2 separate regions of the Homo sapiens genome follow, and region 2 is linked to region 1. Evidence: read pairs that join two places in POLR2A ChIA-PET (ENCODE). Cell type or tissue: GM12878. All regions are shown on one strand. Links, peaks and the distances in the headings refer to the core of each region. The heading gives the core; the rest is flanking DNA. Region 1 overlaps PURA (purine rich element binding protein A). Region 2 overlaps CYSTM1 (cysteine rich transmembrane module containing 1).

The links. ChIA-PET counts read pairs that join two places held together with the same protein. Peaks named below come from ENCODE experiments on the same cell type or tissue, not always from the same donor. Only the 100,000 strongest peaks of a DNase experiment are listed, where the experiment ranks them.
Region 2: POLR2A ChIA-PET joins it to region 1 with 5 read pairs; 15 of 35 experiments call an interaction of 5 or more read pairs at or near these places.

Annotation. Positions count from the first base shown.
Region 1 is chr5:140,117,286-140,121,687 of GRCh38, reverse strand. It overlaps PURA (purine rich element binding protein A), which reads right to left. Exons shown (of 1, transcript NM_005859.5): 1 at 1-4,402. Among named protein-coding and RNA genes, the nearest start is that of PURA, 5.4 kb to the right of the region's middle. In GM12878, for the core only: no CTCF peak of the experiment used is centred there; no DNase peak of the experiment used is centred there.
Region 2 is chr5:140,179,460-140,183,861 of GRCh38, reverse strand. All of the region lies in intron 1 of CYSTM1 (cysteine rich transmembrane module containing 1), which reads right to left. Among named protein-coding and RNA genes, the nearest start is that of CYSTM1, 6.5 kb to the right of the region's middle. In GM12878, for the core only: no CTCF peak of the experiment used is centred there; a DNase peak (open chromatin) is centred at 2,721; H3K4me3 peaks cover 687 bases; H3K27ac peaks cover 1,484 bases.

The DNA.
Region 1 (4,402 bases), core at 403-4,402:
TTACCTCATAATACTGAAATTGTTCTGGATCATCAGTTAGCTATGTTCTAAGGCAGGAGTCAGAAATTTCTTTACTTCTCTCTGAAGAAGTAAGCTTGAGTGCCACTGGTAGGCCTACAGCAAGAGTAAAAGTGGAGAGAGAAACAAAGAAAAAGGATAGGAGAGAGAAGATGCCAGATGTACATGGTAAGGAGGTAGGTCAAGTACCACCACCAACTACCTGCATTTAAAATTGCCAATCCACTCCAGCTGAATGGGAGTTTGACCCAAACTCAACATGTGTCTGATAAGTCATTAGCTGATGGCTATCATTGTTTGAGCTAGTCAAGATGAATAGGTAATTCACCTGTCCCATAACTTTAACTGCCACTTCACGATAAGGACATATTTTCTTAAATCCTCCTAGGATCCTTCTGTGTTAATAATCTACCTTAGACCAAAACACACACTAACAAGAGTATTTCCATGTTTTTCACAATTCTAAAATAGAAGGACTTGGTCCTTGAACTTGGAGGCCTCTTGAATTATTAAAGTGGAACCAAAATCAAGAAAATTAAACTCTTTAGCTTAAACATTTTTCCATCTAATGCTACAAAATAAGCTAATTGCTAATAATTATCAAAACAATGTGTGTATTTATGAAAACATGAAAATCCTGTGATTCCAAAATGAGTGAAATACTTCTGATGTGTAAGAAGCAACTATATTTTACATAGAGGATCACCACCATGTTTCTGCCTATCAACAGGACAATCTTCCACAAAAGCAAAGGACATCAGGAAGGAAAAACACAAAACAAAACAAATACCAAACGTGGGGACAAAATAAAAATGAATGAGTAGTTATGACATTCTTGTTAAGAAAAATGTTAACAAGTGACCTTTGCCACACTCAGCTTTCCTAAAGACATAAATTGCCTGGACCATTCAACATCAAAACTTGGTAGTTAGCTTAGCAGATTCATTGGCTTGAAACCAATCATTATTTCTTATTTCATCTGGTTGTTCTTTTATCATGAAATTCTACCTGACTCATGCTAATTCTGGCTTATTTTCACTTAGCCTGTAATGAAATTTCTGTTCAAAAAGGACGTGTCAAATGGCCTATACCTTAAATTTAGGTTTTCAGGATCAAATAACTTCTTAAATATTAATATTAAAATCAGCTTTTCTTAATATATCACAAAATCTGCAAAGAAGATTCTATAATAATTCGTGAATAGCAGTGATCACTTTAGTTTTATAGCATACTTATGAATGGCCAAAATTTGGTTAATATGCAATGAAGAAAACAGAAATATTGTGATTTAAAAATTGATACACTTTAACAAATCTACACAAATAACTTTGGTGAATTTATCTATGTAAGCAATTCCAATAAATTATCTCTCCTACTTATTCCACTCTCAAGGAGATGTGTGTATCTATATACATATACACACACACAATGTATATATACATATATATGTGTATGTGTGTGTATACATCTCTCTCCAAATTATGAAGATATTCAAATTTAGGGATAATAAACTATAAATGTTATACTCAGAGTCATCACCAACTATTCCAAACCTAAGTTGCTACAGATGCCCTTGTTTTAGCATCCTTTTACATAGATAGCAAGGTCTCATTCTGATACTCAAAAGATTTTAAAAAGGGAAAAAAGTCATTAGACTTGGTATCTCACTTTTTATGGTGAAGAAAATCTTAAAATTATGTTCACATGTAAAATAAAATGAATTGTGGAGCTATGAAAGCTACTAGACCATCAATTTCAGATAGCCCCATTCTAAAATTATCTGGAAATGTGTGTGTATATATAACCTGAAAAAATGAGTGGGAATATTGTAGACAAGAAGGTGAACCATGTGTGGAAGATAAAAATAATCATGCCCATATGGTGGGGTCACCAGGTCTAGCAGATAACCCAAAATGTCATAAAAGAAAAATGTGTTTAGAAAGTTTGAACAGGGCCAAAACACAAAATGTTAAAAGCACACAAACAAAAATGAATGAGATAATCCCCCCAAACGTCAAGTTACATAAGAAAATAGGAAGAAAAAAGTTGACATAGTATCTTTTAAAATATATCAAATCTTAACTGACTTAAAAAATGATATAAAGTGCTTGGGCCATGATACCCACCCAGATTCTCATTATCAACGGATTTATCTTTTCCCCCTCCCTTCCACCCAAATTTAATTCAGTTTTCCTTAAGAAAAAGTACAGCATCCCTATATTAATAAGAAATGAAAACAGTGAGTACAACTGATATAGATCCATTGACTTTTATTACAAATGTACTTGATCACTTGGCTTCAAAAAGTTTAAAATCAATACCCTATTTTCTGTATGCCAGTACAAAGCAAACTGTTTTACAAATTAAATACCTAAAAATTTGACAAAAATATTAAAATTTGATGAAAAACAATTATAAAAATCCTTAATCTCTCTCTTCAAAAAAGGAGGCAGTCTTCCCACTCCTATTATACAATATTAATAATATTCACCATTTTTAGAATAGGTAGCTAAATTATATCTTTCTGTTAGCATACAAAACTTAGACTAATATATTTGTATATGCTCCAGTTAAGTTTGTGAATGCCATCTGATTGCAATATAATCAACTATCTTTAATTGAATCCTAATTTACACTTATTTAATAATTTGCATAGTTTGAAAGGGATAAAGGTTATTCTACAACTAATTATCATAGGCTATTACAGTGCTACTTTTCAAGGCAATAAGTATTTGCTCCCAAATGAAGTATATGTCTTCTTTAGGCAGGGGTTAAAATTACTAGCAGCTTTCTCTATTACCTGAAAAATCAAATTGGAAGTTATCCATCTCTCTAGATGTGAAGGCCTGAAAAAACATAATATACTTTCCGCTTGGAATCAAATTTCAACCCCTGCATGGGACAACTAGAAAGTGAGACTTTCAAGGTTTTTTATTTCCCTGTTGGTTTTGGTTTCTACTCTCCATGGCTTTTTGAGAAGCTGGAAAACAGTTTGTCTTTTCTGACTAGCATTGTCTTTTTTTCCATTTGGCAAATATTCATCTACCTCCAATCTGTATCTAGTAGAGGAAAAGCCGACATGGCTTTTCTTATGAACTTCCTTTGTTGTCAAAGGCATGTATAATGATTTCTACAGTTCTGGTTAGTTAACTTTAGCTCCCTCTGTGGCTGGATGACTGCTGCTTCTAACATCAGCATGATAAATAGGAGGCACAAATAAAAAGTAGCTTAAAAAAAATTTGGTGATTTAAAAGAAAAAAACAACTCCAAACACACACACATACATAAGCATTTCAAATCTGGTGGCTGATCTCTGGATTAAATTACTTGACAGTGTCTCTCATTTTAAAGAACGTCAATATTGCAATGCAGTTCAAGTTTTCTTTTATACTTAGGCAAATAATACAGTTTAACCAAGCTCTTGGACCTTAATTGTAAGACAAAGCAGATCAATAAAAATAAGGCATACTTCTCAGGAATTAAGTTTTGTTTGCTTGTTTTTGGCACATTTGATCATACTGTCTTCTATGAATAACACATATGGTCAAATATACCATTTCCTTATTTGTTTCAGCATAAACAGGGTTTACCAACTAGTAAAATAAAAACAAGGAAAAATTCCAACATAAAACACTGATATATAGAAACTAGGTAAAGTACCGAGCACCTGGGAGGGAAGGGTAGGGAAAGGATGCAACAGAAGAGGGAAGACAAGGTTTGGGAGGGTGCTTGGGGAGGTAAAGTGAGATGCTTAAAAAAAGAGCATCTTTACAGTCACTTAGTCTTTTCTATGATCACTTTTTAAGTCTTAAAAGATCTGCATGTGGATTTCTTTTTAAACCCACTGACCATAAATCAGACACTGGTTTCAAAATCGTAGTTAGATTGTATTAAACTGTTTTAGTGTAAAGACAATTAATTGCACAATACATGTGCTTCTTGAGCCGGTGGGATTCCAAGCAGAATCTGAAGTCTATAGATAAGAAAGGCTTCACTTTAGGTAACTCTGGCCCTAAAGAAAACCTCATGAAAGAACTCGCATCTCAAAGAAAGGACACTTTGCCTAAGTTTGCTGTGTTTTTGTTGACTTGCACTACTTATTGCTGGCTACTATGAAACAGTGATCTAGGAGTACTCCAACAACCTGTAGTACAAGGCTTAACTTTAAGAAGCTATAGTAAACAAGAGACAAAATCAAAGCAATTCTCTTTCCTAATTAGTAACAGCACAGAGAATGCAGTCTTTTCCATATCACAGTTAAAGTACAGTGAACAAAACAGCTCAACAAACCTTAAGACAAAAAAGTGCAGGTTATTAATGTTTACATGCAGTTGATAAGCATTCCAAATGTCACATTATGCACTGTAAAAGCTCAACTTTACTA
Region 2 (4,402 bases), core at 278-4,277, 62 kb before region 1:
TGCAAATAGTCCTGTGGGTTCCAGGCTAACCTCACCCAAGGGCTCCTTCTCCAGCCTTCATTCATCATGTATGGTCCTCTGCAAAAGCTAGAGGACTGCCTGGATGCAGTATTCCCCTCTGCATTCAGCTTATGGAAGGGTCCCCACAGGTAAGCCTCAGCCCCTTGTCTAATGGATCCTGGCATTGTCAGCAAACCCTGATTATAATACCTTCCCCATACTGCTGGGACCCCCATATCGGGGAGGAGCACATCCAGCCTCACCCAACCACTCAGTTCAGGGACTCTGGTCAGTACCCCACCAACACTGCTATCTGAAAGCCAGTAGAGAAATGAAGGTTGGCTTCTCCTCAGAAAAATAGGGTAGGGATCTCTGAATTACATCTAGTCACTGGGACATATAGGACAGCATTATAATTGGAACTTCAAATAGTCAACCCTCAAAGTGAGAATGGAGAGAAAATGGGGCCCAGCAAGAGAGAGGCTCAAAAGAGAGGGCAGTATTGAACAGAAGGGAAAGGAAAAGGGAAGAAAGCTGTGAACACAGAAAGTGAGTTGGGGAATTGAAAGGAGCGGTTAGGGCATGGAGAGAGAGAAAAGGGAAGAACTCTGCCCCCTGCCAAGTTGAGAGGACACACTAGAAAGGGACAGGTCCATCCCTCCCAACAAGCCTGATAAGGCCACTTCCCAGGCCAGGTCCCCTGCCAGCCCAGCCCCTGAAAGACAGGCTCTGCCTGCCTCCTCCCAGAGCATTAGATTAGGCTTTGTGGGAAAGTTGAAATCTTGATGATTTAGAAAGAGGCCCCTACAGCTTAACGTGCTGGCAATTTAACTAAGCGCTCCTGGTTCCTGATGAATACCAAGCCAGCCTGGCTTTGCTCCATCATGAAAGCACGCTCTCCTGACCCTCTGAGGGAGCAGCAGCTCAGTCAGCACTGCGGGGTGGCTCTTAATGGACAACAGTGAATTTCACATCAAACCAGGAAGTACCACTCATGCCTATCATGTGCTGCACCCTAAGAGACCATACAACCCAGGGCAGCTCACCCTCCCCCTTTCTTCTGTTTTCATAGGATTCTTAAAGGAATAGGCTTTACGGACAATGAAGATTGGGGGAAAAAAATTCTAGATGATAACTTCAGTTTCTATCATTAGCAACATCCACAAACAGTTCTCTATATGTGAAAGGAACTCAAAGTAGTTTGGGTTATTGATGAGTTAAAAAAAAAAAAAGCATCCCTCCTGCCCCCCAAGAAAGATCTGAGTTTCCCAGGAGAATCTGAGTTTTCTAAGAGCACGCTGGCACAGAAAGAACAATGTAACACAGCATCAATGAAGCCACACCCCTGGCAGAGGGCCTAGAATTTAATATAGTATACAGCCTCACCACCACTCAGGCCTCTTTTTGGCAAACTTCAGATCAAAACAGAAGTGGTTTCACATTGCATTTACCTCTTGTTACCTCCTAGATTCTTCATTCTGTGGCCTTCCTAGTATCATAGAACCACACAAGTTTTAGGAAAAGATAGGATTGAAGGGGCCCTCTCTGAAGGCCTGCCTACTCCAAACCATCCTACCACCCATCTACTGCTGCCTGAAAAACTCACTATTAGTGAGTCATATCTTTGGGTAAAGGCTGTATTGCCCCAGGTGGGATATGTGGAACTTGGGGAACATGGACAAACAACTTCAATAATTTATACCTTCTATTTGTGACAGGTGATGTAGTAGTTATCAGTTTAAGGCAATGATATCGTTTCCCTTTTAAACAAATTTTAGGGTTTTAAAAAATGGGTCAACTTTAAGAAGAATGTTAAACAACAGTACAGATGACATAAAGATAAGACAAAAATCATGCAGGGGAACACAAATGAAGTGTGAAAAACACTAGGGTTTACTTTCAAGACCCTCCCTTTAAATACAACTACCCGGCCGAAGGTGGTGTCACACGCCTGTGATCCCAGCACTTTGGGAAGCTGAGGCAGGAGGATCCCTTGAGGCTAGGACTTTAAGAATGGCCTAGTCAACATAGCAAGACCTAGTCAACATAGCAAAAAATACAGACGGGGGTCCTGCTATCTTGCAGTGGCAGTGGCCCCCGTGGCTCTTGCAGGTGCAGTGGCTCATGCAGCAGGATTGCCTGAGCTCAGGAGTTTGAGACCAGCCTGGGCAACATAGTGAGACCCCCATCTCTATGAAATATAAATAAAAAATTAACCAGGCACAGTGATATGTGCCTGTAGTCCTAGCTACTCAGGAGACTGAGGTGGGAAGATCTTTTGAGCCCAGGAGTTTGAGCCTGCACTGAGCTATGATCATGCCATGCACTCCAGTCTGGCAGATTGTCCCTAAAGCAAAATAATAATCAGTAAGTAAATACAATTATCCCTCATTAGTTTCTCACACAGCCACCACCAGACATTAAAGGCCACCAAAAATTAGTTCAACAAAGTTAGCAGAGCCAGAAGGGTGCAGAAACTGCGATCAAAGATTAGATTGGCTTTAGAGAGGGTGGTGTTGGGGAGGAAAGGCTGTTAGTGGGGAAGAGGCAGAAGGGCAAAGTCTGGAGTGTCCAGGAAGCTAGTGGCAGCAGGAAAGCACTAAGTATTCGACTTAACAATAAGGGCTCACAGAATAGCCACATTCTTACAAATGTCCCCCTCTTCACACACTTTCTCCCCAACTGACTCTGCCTAAGATTCTGAAACTGAAAGCTGACCAGTAAAGTACTGCGTGCAGCATTAAACGTTTAACGTGGCAGAAGTCTAGCACCATTTCCCAGGTCTTCCTCTCCCCAAATGTCTTTGTAGTTCAACTGTTTCCCATCCCTACTTTTCTCTGAATAAGAAGCATGCCTAGATAGTTTTCAGTTACGATGTTTTCTGAGCCAATGCTCTTGAGACTGGCTAATGATTCTTTAGTACAAATAATCAGGAAACTAGTGATAGGAACCTCTGAATAAGGCATTTACTCTTCAGTGAGTAAATTCAGGTAGATCAAACCCTCCTCCCACCATGACCATCAATATTCTCCCTTAAACCATTTAATGAAAAGAGTTTAGAAAAATATAAATCATCTGTTGTTTTGGCAAAGTCATACCACAAGCTTGCTGCCCACAGAGACTGGATTCAAACCATTTGTCTCCTTTGCTTTAGATGTGAGGACCTACCCAGTTTCCAAGATCTGACTTGGAGGCCTAAATCAATAATAATATTCCACATACATCTCCTAAAAGCTATAAAGGAATCATTCCAAGCTCACTTCCTTTTGAAGACTCCTTTGTGTAGTGCCCAAAATGGTGTGAACATTTTTGGTTGTAAAGTGGGAGGGTCAGTTTATGTTCAATTCCCTTGCTTTATACTACTGCTGTTTAATTGCTGACTCCCATTTTATAGCCAAGCCAATTAGTAGCCTTGGCCAAGCGTGAGGAGCTTGGAAGCCTGAAACATGGCACTCAGCTAAGCCTACAGATAACAGAAAGCCTTTTCTGTCAGAATTTCCCTCATGAGAGAGAGCTTGACCTGGCCAACAAATGTCAGAAGTCTAAAAGATGGATGTTGTAGTTCAGTACGTAGTGTCCCTGGGCACATCAGCAAGCACTCGAATCCTACTAGATTGAGTGACAGGACTGGTGGCCTGACACAGGTGAGGGAAATTTTAAAAGATGACTATTTCACTCCTCATCCAATTTACTGAACAATCTTACTCCCTTTTGTCTCTGACCAGCTTAATAACTTACTCCTTTGAGGGCTGTGACACTTTCTGATAATACTCTTGCTGTTAAAAAAGATGCTGGGTCATAGGCTGCCAGTTCCACAGCCTTCTGTTACTGGTTTACTCCAGGCACTCCAAAAAAAGCCAAGACCAGGTTAACAGAGAATAAAAGAAAAAAGAGAGTGAGGCTGGGCGCGGTGACTCACGTCTGTAATCCCAGCACTTTGGGAGGCTGAGGCGGGTGGATCACCTGAGGTCAGGAGTTCGAGACCAGCCTGGCCAACGTGGTGAAACCCCGTCTCTACTAAAAAATACAAAAAATTAGCCAGGCATGGTAGTGCATGCCTGTAGTCCCAGCTACTCGGGAGGCTGAGGCAGGAGAATCGTTTGAACCTGGGAGGCAGAGGTTGCAGTGAGCTGAGATCGTGCCATTGCACTCCGGCCTGGGAGACAGAGCAAGACTCTGTCTCAAAAGAAAAGAAAAGAAAGAAAAAAAAGAGAGTGAACAATCTGAGCTTTACTATTTATATATGAAATATAAACAGGAATTTAGTTAGCCTCAGGCTTCCAAATTTTTATTTTTATTTTTCAGACAGAGTCTTCCTCTGTCTCCCAGGCTGGAGTGCAGTGGCACAATCTTGGCTCATTGCAACCTCCGCCTCCTGGGTTCAAGCAATTCTTGTGCCTCA